Regions from separate parts of the Homo sapiens genome. Here region 1 is linked to region 2. The links are chromatin contacts, found by Hi-C or POLR2A ChIA-PET in ENCODE. All regions are on one chromosome and are shown on one strand. The core of a region is the stretch at or near the end of the contact, and the rest is flanking DNA. Distances in the headings are between cores, read along the strand shown.

What was found. Hi-C counts contacts between places; a loop is a spot of excess contacts on that map. ChIA-PET counts read pairs that join two places held with the same protein, here RNA polymerase II (POLR2A). Pooled maps may share reads with other maps.
Region 1: a map of HCT116 shows a loop between it and region 2 (9-fold over the local background). The contact joins two enhancer-like sites. A Hi-C loop is called at or near these places in 5 of 168 maps with a recorded cell type or tissue (A673, HCT116, Right ventricle myocardium inferior and 1 more) and 17 of 50 pooled maps. POLR2A ChIA-PET finds 5 or more read pairs at or near these places in 1 of 52 experiments (activated naive CD4-positive, alpha-beta T cell).

Annotation. Positions count from the first base shown.
Region 1 is chr14:91,909,541-91,914,327 of GRCh38, reverse strand. The region is part of intron 4 of FBLN5 (fibulin 5); the gene reads left to right. Among named protein-coding and RNA genes, the nearest start is that of FBLN5, 36 kb to the left of the region's middle. Within about 2 kb of position 2,792, at least 3 of the 41 ENCODE cell types and tissues checked have a DNase peak (open chromatin) inside an H3K27ac peak, as active enhancers do.
Region 2 is chr14:91,322,315-91,326,742 of GRCh38, reverse strand. It overlaps CCDC88C (coiled-coil domain containing 88C), which reads left to right. Exons shown (of 30, transcript NM_001080414.4): 11 at 687-833; 12 at 1,820-1,964. Among named protein-coding and RNA genes, the nearest start is that of GPR68, 80 kb to the right of the region's middle. Within about 2 kb of position 2,947, at least 33 of the 41 ENCODE cell types and tissues checked have a DNase peak (open chromatin) inside an H3K27ac peak, as active enhancers do.

The DNA of each region.
Region 1 (4,787 bases), core at 1,543-4,042, 590 kb before region 2:
TTTTTTTGTATTTTTGTAGAGACAGGGTTTCACTGTGTTAGCCAGGATGGTCTCGATCTCCTGACCTCGTGATCTGCCTGCCTCGGCCTCCCAAAGTGCTGGGATTACAGGCATGAGCTACTGCGCCCAGCTAATATTTGTATTTTATGTAGAGGCAGGGCCTCGCCATGTTTCTCAGGCTGGTCTCGAACTCTTGAGCTCAAGTGATCTGCCTGCCTTGGCCTCCCAAAGTGCTAGGATTACAGATATGAGCAACTGTGCATGGCCCCTTTTCTAATTTCTTAAGCTGGTTGCTTAGCTCATTAACTGTAAGCCTTTCTTCTTTCATTAAGTCAGCACTTAAGACTACATATTTTTTGGTGTGACCTATAAGTTTGGATGTATGGTATTTATTGCTATTAAGTTGTAAGAATTTTTAATTTTCCCTGTAATCACTTCTTGTTATCCATGATTTATTTAGTGGTGAGTTTCTGAATGTTACACATTTATGGGGATTTAAATTATCTTTTTGTTATTGATTTATAACTTAATTGCGTTGTCATCAGGACATAGGGTCTTCATGATTTATTCACTTTGGTATCCACAATGCCTAGCACAATGCCAAGAATGTAGATGTCATTTAGTAAGTATTTGCTGATATAATTGAATGATAGTTGAGTGAACATCTATTGACCAGGCGTTAGAAGAATTATCTCTGCTCAAATTGTCCAATCCTTCCAGCTACTTGATATTCCAAAATAACTCCACAAATGGGCACTGGAAATATAATGGCCCCTCAAAATTGTCTTCTATGCTGCTCACTCCTTTCCTCCTTTGGCCTGGAAAACAGGCACTGAGTGGGTGAGTGAGAGGATAGTAAAACTGGCAGTGTGAGACCATCACACCCAGTCTCATACATAATAGATTTAGGTAACGGTTCTCCCTCTTATTTCTTATATGACCCAGAGAAATGCATTTCTTCTTTAATAGTAATAGGCTCTATTAATACATTTTAGGTGGCATTTCCTCTAGTGGAATCTCTTATCTCATTGAATCCTCCAAAATATTCAGGCATGATATTCCCATTTTAAAAATGGGGAAATGGACATAAAGCTAGTTAGTGGAGGGGCTGGTTGGGTTCGTGATGTGTATTTTTTGTTCTGTACACGAACCATCTCCACCTCATTTTTATCACTTATAATGACAGGGTAGTAACACCTTAGACTTCCCTAAGGGAATAGAGGTAGATAAAAACTTGTGATTGAATTATACTTGTAAAAGGGCGTTTGAAGACAAATAATGAAAAATACGAATCCATTCTGCACTACTCAATATGGAGTACATATTGAGTTAATACACATTGGTTAATACATATTGGTTAAATGAATGAATGGATGAATGGATGGATGAGTGAACAGCTCTTATTTTGATGAGTACATTTTCTGCTTTTTGGATCAACAACCTCTTTAGCATATTAAAGAAGAAAAGTGTCTCAGTCTTTTCCTGAGCCCCTAAGAACTGCTTTTTTTTTTTTTTTTTGAGTCAGAGTCTCACTCTGTCACCCAGGCTGGAGTGCAATGGTACAAACATGGCTCATGGCAGCCTCGATTTCCCGGGCTCAAGCGATCCTCCAACCTTAGCCTCCCGAGTAGCTGGGACCACGGGTGCACACCACTATGCCCAGCTAATTTTTTTCTTTTCTTTGAGATATCGTCTAGCTCTGTCACCCAGGCTGGAGTGCAGTGGCACAATCTCGACTCACTGCAACCTCCGCCTCCTGGGTTCAATTGATTCTCCTGCCTCAGCCTCCCAAGTAGCTGAGATTACAGGTGTGTGCCACCACGCCTGGCTAATTTTTGTATTTTTAGTAGATACAGGGTTTCACCACGTTGGCCAGGCTGGTCTTGAACTCCTGACCTCAAGTGATCTGCCCACCTCGGTCTCCCATAAATGCTAGGATTACAGGTGTGGGCCACCACGTCCTGCCCAGCTAATTTTTCTATTTTTTATTTTTTGTAGAGACAGGGTCTCGCTATGTTGCTCAGGCTGGTCTCTAACTCCTGGCCTCACGTGATCCTCACACCTTAACCTTCCAAAGTGTTGGGATTACAGGCATGAGTCACCATACCCAGCCCCGAAGGGCCTTTTGAAGATGCCTACTTAAAAAGTCTTGAAAGAGGTCCAAAGGGAAATGTTAGAACTTCCTTATTTTAGAGCAAATCTCAGGAAATATGGCAGTGTTTATACATTATAACATTTAGATAGTACAACAACATTTATAACAATGTTTGTGCATTAAACTAATATGTATACAATGTAACAATGATGCACAGTGTAATATTCATATGACATGAGACAAACTGGAAAATAAATAATTGTGCTCCTAAATGCTTTTTAAAGTAACATCAGATGAGGAGGTCTTCCGCTTTCAGGTTACCCTCTTAGCAAGTTTTCTTCCTACTTGCTAATAGGTCTACAAGGTCATGCCCTCATTTTGTGTGCCGAGGCACAGCGTGGGCATCTCCCAGCCGTTTTTTTTTTTTTTCCGTCTTTTCCTTTTGCATCCTCCAGAGGGCCTCCTTAGCCCTGCAGAGGTAAGAGGTTTAGGCAGTGAGTAGTGAGGGCAGGGAGCTCAACTGGGCCCCAGAGCATTTGGATTCACCAACCTTTCCAGATAGAAGAGACCTCAGAGGCCTTATTTTCTCAAACGAGCTGAGAAAGACTTGCTGGAAGGCCACTGCGGAGCTAGTGGAAGGTTCCGGACTAGAACCTGACTTTCAGTTCCTTCTTTATTTTTTCTTTTAGGAGGTGGGCTCCCCGCCCTCACACTCCCTTCTCTTCCTCTTCTTCCTCCTCCTACTTCTTGAGATGAAGCTATTGCCAGTCTTGACTGAGGGCCAATTCTGTGCCTGGTACTGTGTAAAGAGCTTTAGTTATGTGTGATTCTCACAAAACCCCATGAATTAACTACCATCATTATCAACTCCTTTCACAAACGAGGAAACGAAGGTTTTTAGGGGCAAGTAAACAACCAACCAAAAAACTTGTTTAAAATTACAAAGCTGGCCAGGCGTGGTGGCTCACGCCTGTAATCCCAGCACTTTGGGAGGCTGAGGTGGGCGGATCACTGGAGGTCTGGAGTTTGTGACCAGCCTGGCCAACCTGGTGAAAAGCCCGTCTCTACTAAAAATACAAAAATTAGCTGGGCATGGTGGCATGCACCTGTATTCTCAGCCACTTGGGAAGCTGAGGCGGGAGAATCACTTGAACCCAGGAGGTGGAGGTTGCAGTGAGCTGAGATCGTGCCGCTGCACTCCAGCCTGGGTGACAGAGTGAGACTCTGTATTAAAAAAAAAAAAATTACAAAGCTAAAAAAATGAGGGCAGCAGAATTTGAACCAGATCCGACCCCAAAGCTGGTGTTCCCACTTGCCTGTGTTGTCCTTTGAATCGAGTTACTAGAGGCTCAAGATGCCCACGTCATAGTCCAGACCTCTTTGTTCCTGCTTCTTTCCTTCCCTGCCTCCCCTTCTCTACCTTCATCTTTCTCCCCGCCATCCCTTTCTCCCCAGCACTCTACCCTGATTCCGTGATGCTTGAATTTTAATTCCTCTGTGGAGATGGGGTTACAGAAGAGATGTGGGCTGTTGGGGTGGAGTTAAGTTTCTCAGGAGCACAGGATGGCTGCTGGACTTTTCTTTATGGGGTTTTGTTTTTGATCACAGATCGATTATTTCTTTCAGTGGGAACAGTTTATAGAACTTAGAATGCAATCAATGAAGAAATATGTTTTGATTTACAGATATTCACTTTTTTATTGTAGTAAAAATGCGTAACAAGAAATGTATTATCTTGACCGTTTTCAAGTGCACAGCGCGGTAGTGTGAAGTGTATTTACATTGTTGTGCCGCAGAACTTTTTCATCTTGCCAAACAAAAACTCCGTATCTATTAAGCAACTTTCTCTCTTTCCCCTTCTCTCTAGCCCGTGATAACCACCATTCTACTTTCTGTTTCTATGAATTTGACCTCTTTAAATATATCATATAAGTGGACTCATACAGTATTTGTCTTTTTGTGAGTGGCGTGTTTCACTTAGCATACTGTCCCCAAGCTTCATTCATGTTGTAGCACGTGCTAGAGTTTCCTTCCTTTTTAAGGCTGAACAATATTCCCTCATGTGAATGTACCACATTTTGGGTATTCATTCAACGGCTAATAGACATTTGGGTTGCTTCCACCTCCTGGCTATTGTGAATAATGCTGCTATGAACATAGGTGTATAGGTATCACTTCAAGATCCTGCTTACAATTATTTTGTACGTATATCCAGAAGTAATATTGCTGGATCATGTGGTAATTTTGTATTTAATTTTTGGAGAACCACCATACAGTTTTCCATAGTGGCTACCCAATTTTACATTCCCACAAGTGTTCAGTTTCTCCACGTCCTCACCAACACGTTTTTTTCTATTTTTTGTTGTTGTTTTTTGTTTTTAATTGTTGTTTTAAATCATATCAGCTGTCTTAGTCCCTTTGGTGTTGCTATAACTGAACACCACAGACCAGGTAATTTATAAAGAATAGAGGCCTATTTAGCTCATGGTTCTGGAGGCTGAGAGGTCCTAATGCATGGTGCCAGCATCTGGTGGGCCTTCTGGCTGTGTCATAACACGGTGGAAGGCATCATGTGGCCAGAAAGCAAGAGTGTGAATATCAGCTCGGGTCTGTCTTTGTCTTCTTAGAAAGCCACCAATTCCATCATGGGGGCCCCATCCTGATGACTTTATCTAATTTTATTTACCTCCCA
Region 2 (4,428 bases), core at 1,698-4,197:
TGAATGTTGAATTAAGAGGTCTACTAGACTCAGACCTGGAACCCAGGATTGACTCTCAACCCCACTCCTTCCTTGTTAAGGAAATGGGCTCAGGGTCCCCTTGTCCGTCCAGATGAGATTAGGCATGTCAAAGCCTTGGCACTATTCCCAGCCTATCTTGATTCATGGATTTTTTTTTCTTATAGCAGAGAAAGTCCATTGTCCTTGCCCGATTAAAAAGGGTGAAGATGGGCTGGGCACAGTGGCTCATGCCCGTAATCCCAGAACTTTAGGAGGCCGAGGCAGGTGGATCACCTGAGGTCAGGAATTCGAGACCAGCCTGGATAACATGATGAAACCTCGTCTCTACTAAAGATACAAAAATTAGCCGGGCGCGATAGCAGGCGCCTGTAATTGCAGCTACTTGGGAGGCTAAGGCAGGAGAATTGCTGAACCTAGGAGGTGGAGGTTGCAGTGAGCTGAGATCGCGCCACTGCACCCCAGCCTGGGCGACAGAGTGACATTCCGTCTCAAAAAAAAGGTGAAGATGATAAAAAAAAAAGTAGAGGAAAAACTTCCTGCCTCGGACTTCCCTCTAGATTGTTTGCTTGGGTCCAGATGCCTGAAAGAGTTTTGGTTTTAGAATTCCATCCTAATGACCCAGGTGCCTTTATCTGATGGTTCTCATGTATGTTTTTGCTAACCAGGAGCTGAGAGAAGATAATATCATTTTAATTGAAACCAAGGCCATGCTGGAGGAACAGCTGACTGCTGCTCGGGCCCGGGGCGATAAAGTCCATGAGCTGGAAAAGGAGAACCTGCAGCTGAAATCCAAGCTTCACGACCTGGAATTGGTACTGCAGGCTGTGTTGTTACTACATTGAAAACAGATTGGGCTCGGGCACAGTGGCTCATGCCTGTAATCCCAGCACTTTGGGAGGCTAAGGTGGGAGGATCCCTTGAGCGCAGGAGTTCTAACCCTGGCAACCTAGCGAGGCCCCATCTCTACGAAAACTAAATAATTGGGCATGGTGGTGTGAGCCTGTAGTTCCATCTACTTGGGAGAGACTGAGGCAGGAGGGTTGCTTGAGCCTGGGAGGTTGAGGCTGCAGTGAGCCGTGATCACACCATTGCATTCCAGCCTGGGTGATAGAGCAAGACCTTGTCTCAGAAAAAAAGAAAGAAAGAAAAGAAAACCGATTGGGGCAGGTTCAGGTTTATGGCGTGCCCTTCTCTGATAGTTTAGCTACTGGGTTTGTTGCTGCTACTGCCGTTGCTGCTGCCACTGCTACCACGAATGACTTGTTGACTGCGGGGAGTAGCTTGCTAAAATCAGCAGGCTTGAGCGGGTGCCACTTAACACCCACAAACAGAGCACTTGACTTCTGTATTGCTTTTCTGTAGGAATGAGTGTGTGTGTGTGTCTTGGAAGAAGGGTCTTTGCCAGTGTTGATGGTGTGGGGTGAGCTGTGATTTGTTAGCCTGTTAACAGCTTTAGAGGCCTGTTAGGGCTTCGCTAGAGCCACAGAGCTGCCCATCACTGCACACTTGCTTTAAAGCCCTGTGCAGTATGTCACTTTGTTCAGACAGCATTCAGTTAGGGACCCCGGCCGGGTCTGTCTTCATAACCTAGGTAGCCAGGTCAGGGTACCTTTGAGTGGCTTTCCCTCTCATAGCAGGGCCCTGTGTTGGGATGTTTCTGTGCAGCTCTGTTTATTTGGAAGTGAGCCAGTACATCTTCATCCACAGCACATGACGGTAGCTATACAGGGGCTGAGGCTTGTCCAGGGGGATCTCCAGCTGTGCAGCCTCACTTCTTGCCTCTTCTTGCTTGCCCCAGGACCGGGACACAGATAAGAAACGAATTGAGGAGCTGCTGGAAGAAAACATGGTCCTTGAGATTGCACAGAAGCAGAGCATGAACGAATCTGCCCACCTTGGCTGGGAGCTGGAGCAGCTGTCCAAGAACGCAGACTTGTCAGACGGTAGGTAGCGCCTGGTGCCGGGGAGCCAGCCTGGCCGTGGCCGCCGCTGCCTCCAGGGAGCTGAGTCCTGGGCTCTGAATCTGCCATGTTAGCCCATCCATTCATCCCAGGCAAACATGATTTCCTTCAAGCTCCACTTGGAACTGTTTCATTACAGTTCTCCCCAGGGAAGACACGAGGGGTCTGGCAGCCTTGATGTCAGGACGCAAAACACAAATTAAGTGTTGCCAGTTTTCCGAATTCCCATATGGACATTCCCGGGAGCTTCCAGATTATAGTGCACTGACACCCAGAGGCTCTCTGAGGCCATCTGTGGATGGCTGAAAGCCCTGGATGGCAGGAGCCATCACCAGTGGCCACGAATCCCTGCTATAAATGTACCCAGGGCGTCATTTCCTCCATTCATTTGCATAATTGGGCAAGATGGAGGCAGCCTGTTTTCTCTCTCCTGGGTGGGGAGGGTGCTGAGTGGCTGCTGCCCCGGAGACCCAGGTTCTTAGCGCCTCTGCCAGGCCTCTCCCTTTCCCTCTTCCCTCCTGGGCTTGCTCTGCTGCCCACTGCCCCGCGCCCCGAGAGGAGGTGTCGGTCATGGGAAGCGTGGGCGGGGCCGCACTCAGCCCCCTGCGCAGGAAGCCTCAGCCCCGGCAAACAATGAGCCAGTTCCTGTGTTTGAAAATAGCACACGCTCACCGTTCCCGTGCACGTGATCGTGCAAGTTCATAGTTACTTAGACTTTCCAGGGTGTGATGGGGCTTTTGGCTTGTTTAGTGGGTGGCTTTAAAAAATTCTGATAGACATCTAAGCATTCTGGAAAGGTTATTGGAAACAGGTGAATATTTCTTGCATTTGGGGGTTCCTATCAGTTCCGAACCTAAAACCAGTTTCACTGTGAATCTGTGTGAGAAGTTAGCTGTCTGTGCTTTGATATCTGTGCGTAGTTCTGGGGCCTGAGGGCTGCACAAGGGGGTTCCCCCAAATCCCTTGCCTCTGGAAGTCCAAGTTGGGGGCGCCCCCTGGTGGAGCAGAGAGGTGGTACAAGCAGCTAGGATGGTCTCTCATCAACTAAATATTTGTTAGAGACCATGGTGGCTGGTGAGAAGGCCTCACCGATTTAGACCATTTTCTATAATGTGTGAGCTCTTTAAAGTTAATACCGTGATTTATTCTTAGTGTTGTCAACTCCTAGTGCCTAGCTAGGAGCTGGCATCATTCTAGTGTTTGCTAGAATGATGGCATCGTGCAAGCAAAGCCTGAGTGTATGGGGCAGTGGCTTCGAGAGCCAGAAAGACCTGGCATAAAGCCTTGGCTTCTCTGCTGGTTAGCTGGGTGACCTAGGGCAAGTACTTAACCTCTTAAAACTTTAGTTTCCTTACCTGCAAAATAGGGGTAATGAACCTGCCTCACAAGATGACTGTGAGGATGAGTGAGAGAAAACAGTGAAGCAGGAACCCCGGCTCTGGCCCTTGGTGTGTTCTGTAGAGGGCAGCTCTTCTTGTCTGTCTTACTAAGACATACCCAGTTACTCTGGTTGCTGGGGGGTGCTGACGAGATTTGCACTAGTAAAGAAACACTGGGCCGGGCAAAGTGGCTCATGCCTGTATTCCCAGCACTTTGGGAGATTAAGGCGGGCAGATCACTTGAGGTCAGGAGTTCAAGACCAGCCTGGCCAACATGGAGAAACCCCGCCTCTACTAAAAGTACAAAAATTAGTCAGGCGTGGTGGTGCACACCTGTAATCCCAGCTACTCAGGAGGCTGAGGCCGGAGAATCGCTTGAACCTGAGAGGTGGAGGTTGCAGCGAGCCAAGATCACACCACTGCACTCCAGCCTGGGTGAGAGAGTGAGATTCTGTCTCAAAAAAAAAAAAAAAAAAAGAGAAACACTGGCGTTTTAGTAGTAAACCATTGTGTCGTTTTAATAGTCTTCAAGGCACTGACTTTAATGGAAGAGGAAATGAAACATCGATTCCATTGTTTAACTCACAGAACCTTAAAAATTAATCTCTGTGGTCAGTTTGGGAAGGTGAAAAGGGATGGTGGTGATGGTTGCAGAAAAGTGTGCTTGTACCTAATGCCACAGATCCAAACACTTTAAAATGGCTAAAATGGTACTTTTTAAATATATTTTTCTGTAATTTTAAAAATGGGTTCACCCCCATGAATTCTGCAGAGACACTGTCCAGATGACCACAGGTTTTGAAATAATGGAGTCTTATTTGAGGCTTGGTGTTGAAGTTAGGTTAGTTTCATTTACAGCTTATTTGGGATGGAGCCCTCCAAGCGTCCTTGTATGTGGAGTGTGTGTGTGTTTATGTGTGTGTCAGTGCTGGGCTGGGGCCAGGTACACACCATCCCCTCCACTTCTCGCCTGCTGTTGGTTTGGGTCTTTAGGGCGTTCTGGCCTGTTGGGTGGTCCATGTCGTTATCCTTGGTAGAGGATGAAGACTCAGAGGGAAACGAGATGC